Linked DNA regions of Homo sapiens: region 1 is linked to region 2. A link is a loop called in an ENCODE intact Hi-C map of the cell type or tissue named here. Cell type or tissue: mesothelial cell of epicardium. All regions are shown on one strand. Links, peaks and the distances in the headings refer to the core of each region. The heading gives the core; the rest is flanking DNA.

Region 1 (8,344 bases), core at 17-8,016, 76 kb before region 2:
AGTCTTATGAATAAGCAATTGTAGTTTCCTACTTATTTTCCTATCCAGGACAGTGATGTTTCTTTATTATTATCTAGGAACATTTTATATAGCTCCTAATTATTTAGAAAATAATTTTATTTCAAACCTCCTACGTTGTGTAGATAATCAAAATTTTTGGCAATACAAACTTTATACTAGAGTTTGTTGTCTTGTGTTATTCTATGAGGCTAAAGGTACCTAAGAATTAGCACAAGTCTACTAAATTTAGTACAAGCACCGTCTTTAAGCTGGTAACGTGAATAAGTACACTTCAGAAAAATCAGCTGAAAAAATCCATCAGTAAGTTTTATTCCCATATTTGTGAATGACAACGTTTCACTTTTGCAAACTGATTCAATTGTAGTAAACTAGCATTTAAGGCATTGTCTGTGAAGACATACATTTGTTATACACAAGACAAATCCGATAGCTGTAGATCTAAGATACTAGTATACAATTATGAATGCAAACTTCTGACTATCCCTCAAGAACACCTATAAAGGAGAGACAGAGTGCTGTTTTTCATCCAAATTAATCCCATAGGGCCCAGAACTCTTAATTGCAGGGAAATATCCTTTTATCATGGTTCATTCTTTGATACCAATTGATGTGGAGAAAAATCCAAACTGGAGAATGGAGGTCATTATAAGAAGCAGATTTTCCCATTTAACAGATATTCAGAATTTAAGTAGAAGTTGATGGAAGTGGGCCCATAGCTGACTTACAATATGATCACAACTTTGATGATTTCACTCAAATTAGCATAGACACTGAGCTATCATAATACCGTGTAACTACTTTGTAGTTGAAGAGTAGGTTGCTATTGGCCACTGTAGTTTAAAAGGCCGTAATTATTTTCCAGTTCCAATCTCACATCAAAATTTCAGATTTGTATATCCAGTCATTTACTCAATGTCTTTGGATGTCTGATAGAGATTTCACATTTAACATGCCCAAAGCTGACTACCAACATTTCCTCTGACGTGTGCTCTACTTACAGTCTTCACTGCCTTAACTGAATGGTGACTACAACCTACCAGTTGCTCAACCAAAAGCCCTGAAGTTATCCTTGTCTCCTCCCTTTTCTCATGCCCTATATTAGTTGGCTGGACTGCCATAACAAGATAACATAGACTGGGTGGCTTAAACAACAAAAAGTTATCTTCTTGCACATCTGGAGACTGGAAGTCTGAGATGAAGGTGCCAGCATGGTCGAGTTCTGGTGGTGGCCCTCTTCCTGGCTTGCACAAGGCCATCTTCACACAGTGTCCTCACATGGCAGTCAGAGAGAAAGAGATCAAGCTCTGTAGTGTCTCTTCTTCGAAGGGCACCAATCCCACCATGAGGGCTGCATTTTCATGATCTCATCTAACCCTAACTATCTCCCAAATGTCCTATGTCCACATGCCATCACATTGGGGGTTAGGAGGACACATGTGAATTTTAGGGGGATACAATTCATTCCACGGTACATCTCAAGTCTAATCTATTAGGAAATCCTCTTGAATCTACCTTCCAAATATATCTAGAATCTAAACTACATATTGGAAACCTAAATAATATTACACTAATGCTGTGGTTCAAGCCACTCCCATCTCTCATCTATATTATTACAATTGCCTCTTAATTGTTCTCCTTTCTTTGACATTGCTCTCACATAAACCAGAGTGAATGTTTTAAACTAAAAGTCAAATCGTGTTATTCCTGTGCTCAAAATCTTACATTAACATCAGCTTTCCACTTCACTTGACTAAAACTGTTTCTTTCCAGTTACCTATGAAACCGCACATGATAGCCTTCCCCAACATACGCACACACCACATACACCTTATTAGTTCTCTGATCCCTTCCTCTATTCTTCTCCCCCTTGCTCACTCTGCTTCAATCACATTGGCCTTGAACTTACATGTCAGGCATGATTACAGCCTGTGTACTGATGCCATGTGTACCCAGAAGACACCCATATTAGCATGACACTCTTTCTCCTATTTCAAGTCTTTACCAAACTCTTGAGGCCTCCCTACTCTCAAATCTCCCCCAACCAACTTCCCAATAATATTTACCCCCCTTTTTTTTCTTTTCTTCCCCATAAGCTTTCATTAATTTTCTTTTTTTATTTTTTGAGATGGAGTCTCACCCTGTTGCCCAGGCTGCAGTGCAATGGCGTGATCTTGGCTCACTGCAACTTCCGCCTCCAGGGTTCAAACGATTCTCCTGCCTCAGCCTCATGAGTAGCTGGGATTACAGGAGCTCAACACCGTGCCGAACTAATTTTTGTATTTTCAGTAAAGACAGGGTTTCACCATGTTGGCCAGGCTAGTCTCGAACTCCTGACCTGGTGATCCTCCTGCCTTGGCCTCCCAAAGTGCTGGGATTACAGGCGTGAGTCACCGCGCCTGGCCTAATTTTCTAATTTACTTTCTTGTTATGTTTATTGTGTACTATCGATCTCATTCTGCTTCAGTGAAAGCTTCCTAGGAACAGAAATCTTACTCTGTTTTGTGCAGTGTCATATCCTAAGCATCTAGGGCAGTGTCTGCATATAGCAGGTGGTCAATAAATATTTGTTGAAGGAAAAAAGAAAAGTTTCGGTTGGAACAGTGACCCTTGTAATTTGAAATTATTAATACATTCCACCACTATTCTGATCTCTTTTTCCACATTCCCTCCTACTTCCACTCCAGCCAACATTAATTGGTCAATGCACACATGAATGCTAACTCACTACTACATATTTCACAAAGTGCAATATGGTAGAGATTTAAACGAAAAGATATGGCTCCTTCCCTCAAATAAGGACAAGTGATTGACAACAAACAGAAAACAATAACACATGTACTATAGGATTCTATGAAAATGTTTAAATTTTGTAAGAGTTTGAGGCAAAAAACATCAGAAAAGTTTGGAACTATAATTGTAAAAGGCTTCCCGGTACAGAAAGGGATTTGAAAAGTGAAGAATAATGAAAATAATATACATAAAACATCATATAATTGTTTTTATGATTATATGACATGTATTATATTCATTTACTTTGTTGTTACATGGAGTAATTCCTTAAATGAAATCACTGAGACTGGCTTCCAAACTGGCTGACTAGGGCCTCTAAGCAGAAGGAAAGCTTGTCAACAGATGTCACATTCTGCTAAACTGACTTACCACAAGAATAGGCTGTTGGGAGGAAGCAGAGAGGTCTCTGTGATTTTCATTCAGTAGTAAATCAGCCAAATCAAAACTCAGGGATACGATGTGGCAAAGAATGTAGGAACCTCAGGCATGTCAGGTTTTCCCTGGAGGGGAGCGGCATAAGCAGGCGAGCACAAAAGCCACATAATCACCTTATTCATGACTTTGAGTTCATCTCGGCTGGTATCGATTGGCAAGCAGTTGCAAAGAGAAAATCATGAATGTCACTCTTAGAGAAAAGCTTAAATATATTAGCTAGCTAATTGAAAGCCTTCAACACACACCAGGCTTCAAGCAGCCCCACAAGAAAACCAGTTAAATTTATCATAGGTGGAATGAGTAGAAGGGAGTCAAGATGATCCCCAAATGCTGATGCCTCCTAACTTCTAACTTTTAAATAGTACATTCTGTTTCTTACAACTTTTGTCTAGTGAAGATGTTTATGAACGTTTTTCATGTTTATTGTGTTTTAGTAATAGAAAAATTTAGAGTAAGAAAACATGCTTATAGAGTAATTTCCCTTACAGTCTTCATGATAATGTATCCAGGAAGAGCTGCTCAATGAAACTCTACTCTGTATTATTAATACTAGTAATCACATACTGCAGTTTAAAGTTTCCTGTCTTGTTAACATGAACTTAAGCAGCTTGACACATTCAAATATGTATAGTGACTCGATTACATACCAAAACCAAATGGCTATAGTTTGTCAACATAATAAAGATAGGAGATAACTATGGTTATGATAGAACAATTAGGATACCATCTGACCAGGGCATGGAATATATGTCCATTCATTCATTCATTTATTTATTCAAAAAATATTTATTCAGTGACTTCTGTTGCAACAAATAATGACTTGATAAAGTGGGTATGGGGAAAATACGAGAAACTTAAAAGTGAGGGTGAGAAATTAAAAAGTTCTGTGTCTTAAAGTAGGAAGCATTAATATTATAAACAGAGAGGTGTCTCAATGGAGCAGTGAAACTCCTGGACAGGATGAAGCAAGTATGGATTAGAGGCAGGAAATGGAAAAGGCCACACTAGGGGTAAAGCAGGGAAGGAGAGGGAGGGTGAGATGTGATCTGAGACAGCTATCAAATACACCCGTAAATAGGCCAAAGTAATAGTTGGATGAGAACAAGGGGAAATTCTTTTTTTGAAAAGTGATGAGAGCAGAAGCCTGTTTCCAGGGTATGTCAGAGGAAATGGAGGCAGTAGACATAGGCTGCTTATTTGAAAAGTTTGAAAAGAGAAAAAAATTACAGCAGTAACTAGAGAGGGCAGCTGGGTCAGGAGAACATTTTCTAAGACAGCGAAGAACTAGACATTTTTGAAGGCATAAGGGTGAAAGCTGTGAGGAGGGTTTGAAGATACCTGAGAGGGCGGAGATCAACTGAGAATTAGAGTCTTTATGGGCCTGGGAAGAGCAGAGTAGGATGGCACAAAAGTGGCTCTGAGCTTTAGAGGAGGAGAAGGACTTGCTTCTGGAGTGGAGACAGGATAAGAAGTAAGTCACTGTAACTAAATGTGCCAACCGATAATGACTTGATCTTAATAGTGATATAAATACTAAAGGCAGTATCTGAGGAAGATTATACCTTCCTTCACTTTTATTACAACCTCATCATGACAACAAAAGCACACACACTCACCTGTAATTAAAGTACATCTCTCCTTCCACACTTTGATTTCCACTGAGTTTCTAATACTGATTTTTACCATTTTTTTCTCTTACCAGTCTTATTCTCTTTTTTAAAAATTCATTTTTATGTACTTGCCCTGCCAGACACATCAATCTGCTGTACGCTGCTTATATACCCCTGGAATTACCTCCCCCGACCGTATATTACTCTCCTTCTTTTCTAAGAAATAAACTGTCTTGTATTTTTAGATAAAGACCAACAGAAATTAATGTAATTTGATCCTTGCCTGTGTTATTATCTTTTCTTGATTTTCAATTTGATTTTTACTTGGAGCATGATGTATTTGAGAATTAAAAATAGCTCTTTTTTTCCTTTCATCGTGTTTGTTTTTCCATTTTCAAATATAAGTCATTTAAGCCAGTGGGCTTCAAATAGGGGGTCACAACCCAGTGGGTGTGCAAGATGGAATACAAAAGGAAAGTATTAAAATTTCCCTGTGTTTAAGTCTAACAGTATGAAATAAATTATTTCTTCTAATATTTAGCAGGTAAACTGAATGAGGCCCAGTTCATATGTCACACTGTCATATGTCACAAATTCTATACAAATATTCAGCCTATTATTGGCATATTGCAGCTTCTGTGTGTCTGGTTAAGGAAAGCTTAATATGACCCACTTTAAAGACCATTTCTCATTAAGAAGTACAAGTGACTTTAAGAGATTCTGGCAGAGAAAAACACACATTAAAGGTTAAAGGTTATACTCATAATACAAAACAGGCAAACAACTAGAAATTGGCAGACCTGTCACTACTACTTTCTAAGTGAGCTCAATTTCAGCCAATATTCACAAGAAAAAAAACGGAAAAAGATCTGACAAGCAGTTAGCCGACAAAATTAAAATTATTGAGAAGACTGTTTTGAATATAGGTTTACTCATATTATCATTAGAGATGGCTGTAATCCCAAGCGTATATTTCACCTTTAGATACTAGTTAATAATTGTACAAGAATAAAATTTATAAATAAATAAATATTCATGTAGTGGGGGATTTTCTCAACATCGTTTTACTAATAGAGGTGTACAATAATAGCTGGGAGACCTCTGATCTAGTATATTTTCAATTGGATAATATGAATAAATTTTTTTCATAAAATAACAAAACATTAAGGTTCCCATAACTATAAAATGTAGTTTTGAGAATTGTGGAAGATTAGTATTGCTTTTGAAAATGTACCAATTTTCCCTTAAACTACTATACAGCAGAGTACAAAAGAAACCTCTCTATTGGCAAATTTTAGTAAGATATTGGCAAAGATTAGTAAGATGCTTCAAGGGTGAAGATGGACACTCTAGTGGCCTGCCACACAGCACAAGCACTGATTTTTAGGTTGAGTTACTATTATCTCTATATTTCATATACTGTTCAAGTAACCACTGCATCAAGTTTTGGAACTTGATGGCAAACAACCATGAACACTTTGGAAATTTTACTTCACTTCTATTATAGTTTTAAATGTCCTAACTCTAAAGTAGATTTTTAAGTTATCTCGGTAATTGATATGCCGATTGGGGCTTGATTTTCATCCTTGGAATACTCACAAACATGGAAATGAGTCTTCTAAATGGTTCTACTGTGCTGGGAAACAAACACTCATAATTTTGTCCTCAAAGAAAACAGATCTTTATCATGCATTATGTCCACCAGTTATACTCCATTTTCCACGAGGACACAAGAGATTTTCTCTTTTTCTATTAGTTAGCATGGGGGCTTAATCATAAATGCAATTCCATAGACTAGCATTGATTCAAGTGGACTATTACCTCCAGCAGGAATTCTCTAACTGTATTTTCCTTCCAAAATTTTAAAAGCGGCATGCCAGCTCCCATGTGTAGATATCATTACATTTAAAATTAAAGTGAACCAGCTGGGCATTTTACTAGTGTTTTGTTTAGAAACTGAGAAGCTAGCTCTGTGAGTCATTAGCTAGTCTTCTACATGGTGATGAATACTACACAATTGAAAAGCCTATTTTTTTTTGAATTATAAAAACATTCTTTAAGGTAGAAAATATCTATGGTAATGACTACTTAGATTTACATAGTATCTGTTTTAAAGTTTCCAAAGCACTTTAGAGAGTTATTAATTTTCACATTTCTCCCTGGAATGGAATATGAACAGACTGAGAAAACTGAAGTAATGAAGTCACATGATGCTCCCAAGCTTCATTAGTAAGCAATGAAGAAGCAAAAAAATACAATTAAGAATTACCTTGTGACAGAGTTCTTAGATAGACTAAAAAGCTATCTAAGCAATAGATTGTTTCAATAATAATACTTCAATACATTGTAGTCCACCTAATAAAACCATAATGTCAACTAAACTGTATATTGTCAAGCTGTCTTTGTGATGATTGCATAATTTTTAAAGCCAAATTTCCTCTGAAGTGCTAGGGTGATGTTATCTTTAAATAAAGAATCTGGGACCATTTTATTAGAATAATACTTAGTTAAGCAGCTAAGAAAAACCCCTTGTGGCAATCTAGAATATTACATATAAAAGATTGTAGGCCTGGCAGGAGAGCTCATAGAACATTTCCCTGCCCAGGAACTCCAGGCTTTAACTATCAGAGACTGAGGGTGGGCAGGAGACTTAAGAGGACATTGCAAAGCACTGAGGACCTTCATGAATGTATGACACCGTCTTTCTAAAGAATAGAGAAGTGGGTGGGGGAAGGTTGCAAACAATTTGCTGAGATAAAGAAACTAATTGGTGGTAGGACTGGAGAGAAAGAGACTCTCTGGTGTCCCCATTATCTTTTAACTTGGCAGTAAACTATAGTGGTATCTTCAACAATTCTAAAAGCTGATGATTTGGCTGTGAACACAGACAGATCTCTTCAGATCTCCATCCCAGCTAATGGGAAAGTTATACTCCCACCCTCAAAATATTTCAAGCCAGTTGTGAACTGAATCAAACTAATGCTGTAATAAAATCCAGACTCAGCTAAGCCACAGATCAGATTGACTCATTTCTAGTAGACTGACAGAAAATGGGGCAGTATTTTTCTGAAGATAAATATCTACTTTAGATTCCCTGTTCCTTATATTAAGTGTCTGGAATACACTTATAGATTACAAGACACACAACAAGTCAAGAAAATGGCATTCATTATCAAGAGTTGAAACCATCAATAGAAGCAGATCTAAAGATAGACCAAACATTGATATCATCAGACAGCTACTTTAAAATATAGATAGCAAAAATGATTAAAGATATATTCAAAACGGTGCACAACATTCATAAAGAAATGGGACATATTAGCAGAGATACAAAAACTATTTTAAAAAACAAACTAAATGGAAATGCTAGAAATGAAAATTACAACATTAGAACTGAAGAACTCATATATGGACTTAGAAGCAGATTGGACATAGCAGAGAAAGCTACTAGTAAAGTTAAAACAGTCAATAGAAAATATCTAAATTGA
Region 2 (8,329 bases), core at 1-8,000:
TTCTAAGACAGTGGTTCCCAACCATGGCTACATCAAAACCATATTGAGATATCTCTTAAAAATATAGTCTGGAAACCTAACCCACAGACTTCTGCAAATCTAAGGCAGAGTATACAAATGTGTTTTTTAAATTATTTATTTATTCATTTATTATAAAATCATTTATTTATTCATTCAGTCAGTTAATTGACTGCTAGTACCAGATGCACTTTTAGATACTGGGATAGAATGGTAATCAAACATCACAACTTCTTATCATATGGAGTTTACAGTCTCATAAGAGAGATGCAGATTAATTTAGAAGTTATACTACTGAAGTTATATTTAGAAGTTATACTACCAAGAATATAGTTACAACTCACATAAGTGATCTAAAGGAAAGAATTTGGGGAGAGTGTAAGAGAAGAATATGGCTTAGCCTGAGGGCCAAGAGAAGGGACACTTAGCTAAGACCTAAAGGATAAGTCTATAGTTATTCAGAAAGGGTTTGGCTGGAGGGGCTATAGTTCCACGTGGAAGTACAGTTACATGAGAAGGTTCTGTGGCAGGAATGAGAATACAGTGTTGGGAAAATCAAAAGAAAAGTGTGGCTGGATCAGGAGTAGAGGGGTGGGAAAGAATTAAAGAATGGGGATGAGAATTAAGATGTAGGCAGGGTCTGACCCAGGTAGGGGTCATGAATAATATGTTGAAGGTTTTGTCCTTGATTCTAAGAAGAAAGGGAAATCATTTCTGCAGTTTACACATTGTGTGTATATGAGTGGAATGTGGGTACAAAGTACCCTGATCAGGGTTACATTTTTAAATAACCCTGGCTACCTTGTAGAAAACAGATGGGCATTATACCAGAACAAACGTTAAATACTATAGTATCACAGACAAAGATGATGTGGAATGAAAGAAGAAACAATATATTTGGAAGCCATTTAAGAGGTATGGTAAACAGGACTTTGCAATGGATTTGACTTGGGATAAGCATTACGGTGTTCCCAAATATAACTTCTGGTTTTGGGGTTTGTGCAAATGAATGGAAGGCAGTGTGATTCATTGGGACAGGGTCACTGAATGAGGGCAAAATGTGGTGAGGACATTGTGATTCATTCTTGAATATGTTGAAACTTGAGATGACTTTGTGATATTGCAACGGACTTGTTGAATAAAGTCTGGAAGTCTAAGCAGAGGCCCGACACTTGGTTCCATACAACTGCAAAGTGTGCTGTAAAGAAAAAAGGCCCACAGAAATAATCTTAGGTAGCAGCTACAGCAATTTAAAATTATATTTAATGTTAAATATCAGGATTATTGGCATATACCCTGCGGTGTCATCTATTAATCAAATCAAACCCAATTTTAAAGAACAAAGATAAGTCTGAAAGCCCTCGGAGTTGTGGTTAACATACTTCGCTATGTCTACAGTTGCACTAAAAGTGATTTTTTGATAACGAGATAGTGTGTGCACTCTCGTGGGAGCTGAAACAACTTCAAAGAAATCTTCCCCCTTCTTCTTTCATTTCTGCAGGAAAGAAGGCAGAGCATGTGGAGCGAGTGAATAGGGTGTGCAAGGTGAGAAAGCAGTCCAATTAAATTTCAGGGGAATGATGGGAGTGAATAAAATACAATAATAAAACACAGTATCTCTCGTAAGCAAGTAAGTTTGAAAAGAATTGGCAAAAATACAAGAAAAAAAGGCAGCCCCCAGCTATGTTAGAATTTTCCTCTCTGACCATTTCCCTCTTTATTATTTGGCAGTCTGTGATAAAATGTGGCTCCATGGACACTACTCCTAATAAAAACTTCATTGGCAAGATTTATTCTATTTAGCATTGCTAATAGAGAGGCATCTCTGATTAGAAAGCCAGGACACTTTTGGAGGGAATACGTGCTGTGAGTTTCCTGGCAATTGGCTACAGAAGGGAATGAGAAGTCTACATTCTATGGTGTTTCTTTAACGACTCACAGAGATTTACTAGACGCTAGATGCATGTGGCTTTACCTGGAAAAGTAAAGTTGCCTAACAGGGAACTCTGAAGGAAATTTGAAAGTTCATCACAACTATTCCTAAGCCTTCAATTTCCCATATTCACTTTCTTTTCCTTTCACAGTTTTGAGTATTTATATTAATTAATTTTCTATATGCCTGTCCTTTATGGTTAATAATCTAAAATTCTATTTAAAAAGTAACACATGCAATTATATACATATATATGTATGTATGTTGTATGTATGTATGTAGTGGAACTAGGATGGTTTGAGTCTGAACTGCACATGTAGTCCAAACCTGTTTTTGTTTCAAGGATTCGATTTGGCCTTCTTTTTGCCCAGACTCATGCATTCTCACAGGCTCTAGCCTTTTATTATTCTGTGGAAAAGACCGCTGAGTGAAATATCTGAAGGTAGTAGACAAGCAACGCTGCCAGACAGTGAGAATATAACATCCCTCTGCTTCCCAGTGTAGGCCCAGTGGGCAGTTAACCATTTCAGTGCCACCGTGGTGCACGCTTGACTCGCACACCTAGGCTGGTGGCTCAGCACACACCCTGCGTTTCCTCCCTGATCCATTTTTACCCTGCACTGAGGCAGTCAAGGAACCCCTTACAGTGTTCTCACTAATTATCTCTGATGTGCGGTTGGCAAGATTATTTGCTACGCTCTGTCTATATTCTCTGCTAGGTTGGCCTCACCCCTTGGGAGATAAGAAGATGTGTGTCTTTGAATCAAAAGATCTGAAAATGCAGTCAAGATGTACTCCTGTGATCCCTTAATGTACTTTAAGCCAGGGCCCCTTTTATTGTCTCTCAAACACCATTTCCCAAGTGCACTGCAGTGTCAGCCTATTCTTCAAAGTGCCCTTACAGAGAGCACCTGATGTCCCCAGCTGGAAGAAAAGTGAAGGACAGGCACGACCCTGCTGCTTATCATGCAGGGCCTAGAAATACGTCATGAGGAAGCACCATTTTTCCCACTGGGACTGGGGGTAAATGCAGAATCTCTCTCAATTTCAAAGTCCTCCAATGCTTCCTGAAGACAGCGGTATGTATATGTGTGTGTCTCTGTGTGTGTGTGTCTCGTTTTTTAATATGGCCTGATTATACAAATGACATTGAGAGGTGACAGTGTGCTGGCAGCCCTCACAGCCCTCACTTGCTCTCAGTGCCTCCTCGGCCTCGGCGTCCACTCTGGCCATGCTTGAGGAGCCCTTCAGCCCACCACTGCACTGTGGGGGCCCCTCTCTGGGCTGGCTGAGGCTGGAGCCAGCTCCCTCAGCTTGCAGGGAGTTGTGGAGGCAGAGGCGCGGGCGGGAACCGGGGCTGTGCGCCGCGATTGCGGGCCAGCGGGAGTTCCGGGTGGGCATGGGCTTGGCAGGCCCCGCACTCGGAGAGGCTAGACAGCACTGCTGGTCCCGGGCAGTGAGGGGCTTAGCACCTGAGCCAGCAGCTGCGGGGGTGGCGCTGGGTCCCCCAGCAATGCCGGCCTGCTGGTGCTGCTCTCAAATTCTCGCCGGACTTTAGCTGCCTCCCGGTGGGGCAGGGCTCGGGACCTGCAGCCTGCCATGCCTGAGCCTCCCCGCTGCCATGGGCTCCTGTGCAGCCTGAGCCTCCCTGAGGAGTGCCACCCCCTGCTCCGTGGCACCCGGTCCCATCCAAAGCCCAAGGGCTGAGAAGTGTGGGCGCACAGCGTGGGACTGGCGGGCAGCTCCACCTGCGGCCCCAGTGCGGGATCCACTAGGTGAAGTCAGCTGGGCTCCTGAGTCTAGTGGGGACTTGGAGAACCTTTATGTCTAGCTAAGGGATTGTCAATACACCAATCAGCACTCTATGTCTAGCTCAAGGTTTATAAATGCACCAATCAGCACTCTGTATCTAGCTTATCTGGTGGGGACTTGGAGAACCTTTATGTCTAGCTAAGGGATTGTGGATGCACCAATCAGCACTCTGTGTCTAGCTCAAGGTTTGTAAACACACCAATCAGCATCCTGTGCCTAGCTCAAGGTCTGTAAATACACCAATCAGTGCTCTGTGGGGACTTGGAGAACTTTTGTGTCTAGCTCAGGGATTGTAAACACACCAGTCAGCACCCTGTCAAAACGGACCAATCAGCTCTCTGTAAAACAGACCAATCACCCTCTGTAAAATGGACCAATCAGCAGGATGTGGGTGGGGCCAGATAAGGGAATAAAAGCAGGCTGCCTGAGCTAGCAATGGCAACCCGCTGGTTCCCTTTCCACACTGTGGAAGCGTTGTTCTTTCGCTCTTTGCAATAAATCTTGCTGCTGCTCACTCTTTGGGTCCACGCTGCCTTTATGAGCTGTAACACTCACCACTAAGGTCTGCAGCTTCACTCCTGAGGCCGGTGAGACCATGAACCTACCCGGGGGAATGAACAACTCCAGATGCGCTACCTTAAGAGTTGTAACACTCACAGTGAAGGTCTGCAGCTTCACTCCTGAAGCCAGCGAGACCAGGAACCCACCAGAAGGAAGAAACTCCAAACAAGTCCAAACATTAGAAGGAACAAACTCCGGACATATCACCTTTAAGAACTGTAACACTCACTGCGAGGGTCCACGGCTTCATTCTTGAAGTTAGTGAGACCAAGAACCCACCAATTCCAGACACAACATCTCTTTATGAAAAATTAAAATTGAACTCAAAAGGCAAGCTCGCTTGTTTGATGGAGGTTTAGGAACTTGAGGAGAAAGATGTGCTTCTCTTCCCTTTTCTCCTTGTCCTCCTTTTCCTCCTCCTTCTCTTATCCCCTTACTTAATACTTTCAAAATGTAAAAGCAATTCTGAGGGGCCATATGGAAAACAGGTTGCAAGCCAGATTTGGCCCTCAGGCTGTAGTTAGAAGGCCCCTGTTTTAGATTATCTCAGATTATAACGACATCATTATCTTGGCTTTTAATTAAGAATATAGAAACAAAAACAATATTATAGGATATCTTACTCCCCATTCTGAATCTTGCCTTTTGTGTGCTCTGTGAACTACAGCCCCTGTGGCCTACCTTCTGTTCCTTTACTCACTCTGCTTTAGGAGAAGGGCCTGATCTGATGGTAAATTTGGGGAAATCTAAGCATGCTTGGCTCAGTTCAGCTCTTCTTCCCCTTGAGTGTGAGCTGTTAATTCATTCTCCCATTTAACAACAGTGGTTCTGTGTGTCAGACCCTGTTCTAGGCACTGGAATTCCAGTGAATTTAAAATCTCTTACATTCCAATAGGAGAGGTGGAAAACAAACATAATAAATTAAACAAGTATTTTTAAAGTGACACATTTAAAAAAAAAAAAACTAAATTAGCGAGAAGAAATATCAAAAGTTTCAGGGCTGAAATTTGAGATACACTGCCCAGGAAAGGCTCACTGGGACAGTGATTGTAAATAGCACCATATAAAAGTGAGTAACAGAAGTTTGTGGATATCTGAGAGAAAAGCGTTCTCAGAAAATTGCTCTGGAATAGTGCAAAGGTCCTGCTATGTTCTGAATGTTTGCGCCCCCACCCAAAATTTATATGTTGAAATCTAATCACCAACATGGTATTAGGAACTGGGGCCTTTGGGAAGGTGGTTAGGTCGTGAGAGTGGAGCGCTCATGAATCGGATTAATGCCCTTATAAAATGCTCCCAGAGAGCTGCCTTGCCTGTTCTTTCATGTGAAGATGGTGAGAAGTCACCATCTATGAAACAGAAAGCAGACCCTCACTGGACACTGAATCCACCAGTGCCGTGATCTTAGGGTTACCAGCCTCTAGAACTGAGAAATAAATTTCTGCTCTTTATAAGCTATCCAGTTTATAGAATTTTGTTATAATAGCCTAAATAACTAAGACAGGCCTTAAAGCAGAGAATGTCTCCTGAGTTTGAAGAACAGCAAGGAATGCAGAGTGACTGGAGCAGAGAGGCAGCCTAATTTGGCTTGTGTTTTAACTCCTGAGATAAGACTTGTGGAGGGTAGGGGCACTGAAAAAGGGATTAGAGTTAAGCAGTTATTGCAATAATCCAGAGGAGTGATGATGGTGCTAGCAGTGAAGGTTGTGAGAAAGAGCTGGATTCTGGATTTATTTGAAGTATGACTGACAAAATTTGCTGATACATTACATGCAGCGTACAGAAAGATAGATATCAAGGATTTAAAAGGTTTTGACCTTGTTGGTGAAAAGAGTCAAACTCTGTAAAATATTTGAAGAGATTTATTCTGAGCCAAATATGAGTGACCATGGCCCATGACACAGCCCTCAGGAGGTCCTGAGAAAATGTGCCCAAGGTGGTCGAGGTACAGCTTGGTTTTATACATTTTAGGGAGGCATGAGACATCAATTAAATACATTTAAGAAATGCATTGGCTTGGTCCAGAAAGGCAGGACAACTCAAAGGTGAGGGGAGTGGGGGCTTCCAGGCTATAGGTCAATTTAAACATTTTCTGGTTCACAATTGGTTGAGTTTGTCTAAAGACCTGGGATCACAGAAAGGAAATGTTCAGGTTAAGATCAAAGATTGTGGAGACCAAGGTTCTTCTGAAGTCTTATAGTGGCTCCCCTTAGAGACAATAAATGACAAATGTTTCCTATTCAGATCTTTGAAAGGTACTAGACTTTTAGTTAATCTCTTCAGGATTGGGAGGGCCTGGAAGTAAAAGATCTAGCTATGTTAATAGAGATTCCTTACAGATGCAGATTTTCTCCCACAAAGGATGGCTTTGCAGAGCCATTTCAAGATATGGCAGAGAAACATGTTTTGGGGTAAAATATTTTTATTTTCTTCCGTGTCTCATAATATTATGCCAGAGTCATATTAGAAAGTAAGCCCCAATATATATGGCTAAATAAAACCCTGATAAGAATTCTGATAAGAATTTCTAGGGCATGAGTCCCCACACACCTGAGATAGGAATTTGAGCAAGATAAAAAAAATTAGATCTTAGTCCTCAACCTGAACAACTGAAGAATGGATTTACCATTAACTGAGGTGGGAAAGACTAGGAAAGGAGCTGTTTGGGGTGAAGGTGGGGAGAAAAGATCAAGAGTTCAGTTTAAACATATTAAGTTTGAGGTGCCTATTATACATCCAAGTAGATTGAATGGGGGGTGAACACATGATTCTGGAGTTCAGAGGAAAAGCTTAAGCTTAACATCAGCTCAGAGACAGGATTTAAAGTTGTGGGACATGATGAGACCATTTAGAGAATGAGTGTAGTCAGAAGAACAGATGTCATCCAACGTCTAAATCCTCAGACACTCTGACATTTACAATTGGAAGCAAGAGGCAGGAACAGCATAGAGACCAAAAGAGGTAGGAGGAAATGAGCTGAGTATGGTAACATATGTTTGAATACAGGTTCCATGGCTCATCTACTGGGGGATGCTTGCCTGGGTCCAAACCTGTTTGGGTCTCTCCATGGATAGTTCTGCCTAATTCTGATGTCTGGTATTGATAACCATACTTGGCTAATAGACTTGGATAAAGCCACGTCTTTTTATCTGACCATGAGTGTCACTTTTGTTATTTTCTAAAATTGTTCAGGACTAGATGGGAAAGAATGCTATTACATATTAAGACTCCTTTGGGGCCTCCTAAGAGAAAAAGGAAAAACTGAACAAGTACATTTGGCTTGGAGAACTAAACTAATCTTTGGATTTTTTTAAACCAAGCACCAAATGTATCATATATTTAGGGTACTATAGTATTTTTTCCAAAAAACAAAGATAATATATTTTGAAACATATCATGGTATTTTTGTCCATTATTTAGTTTTACTTTCCTTTTAATATTTATTCTCAACAACCAATGAGCTATTCTTGTTGTTCTTTGGAATTCCATAATTTAGTATTTGGTTAGGATAATTCATCATTTTTTTTCCAGTAAATTTGCCTGTAACATATATGGTGAACATTTTGAGATATGAAAACAGGAAATTTTTAACTCAAAAATTTTTTCTCTTAAAACTTTGTTTTTTTTATTCTTGCTGATGTTTCTTCTTCTTCTTCTTTTTCTTTTTTCTTTTTTGAGACGGAGTCTTGCTCTGTCACCCAGGCTAGAGTACAGTGGTGCAATCTCAGCTCACTGCAACCTCCACCTCCCGGGTTCAAGTGATTCTCCTGCCTCAGCCTCCCAAGTAGCTGGAATTACAGGCACCCACCAACATGCCCAGCTAATTTTTGTGTTTTTTTCAGTAGAGATGGGGTTTCACCATGTTGGCCAGGCTGGTCTTGAACTCCTGACCTCAGGAGATCTGCCCATCTCGGCCTCCCAAAGTGTTGGGATTACAAGTGTGAGCCACCGTGCCTGGCCATTTCTTCTTTTCTTAAGAAAATCCAGTCACTCATGGAGGAGCCT

Evidence for each region. Peaks named below come from ENCODE experiments on the same cell type or tissue, not always from the same donor. Only the 100,000 strongest peaks of a DNase experiment are listed, where the experiment ranks them.
Region 1: it touches region 2 in a loop (13-fold over the local background); 1 of 110 quality-filtered maps calls a loop at or near these places.

Annotation. Positions count from the first base shown.
Region 1 is chr5:124,020,449-124,028,792 of GRCh38, reverse strand. No RefSeq gene overlaps it. Among named protein-coding and RNA genes, the nearest start is that of LINC01170, 410 kb to the left of the region's middle. RefSeq lists an enhancer at 3,059-3,632. In mesothelial cell of epicardium, for the core only: a CTCF peak has its summit at 7,311; a DNase peak (open chromatin) is centred at 3,297.
Region 2 is chr5:123,944,524-123,952,852 of GRCh38, reverse strand. No RefSeq gene overlaps it. Among named protein-coding and RNA genes, the nearest start is that of CSNK1G3, 440 kb to the right of the region's middle. In mesothelial cell of epicardium, for the core only: no CTCF peak of the experiment used is centred there; a DNase peak (open chromatin) is centred at 3,303.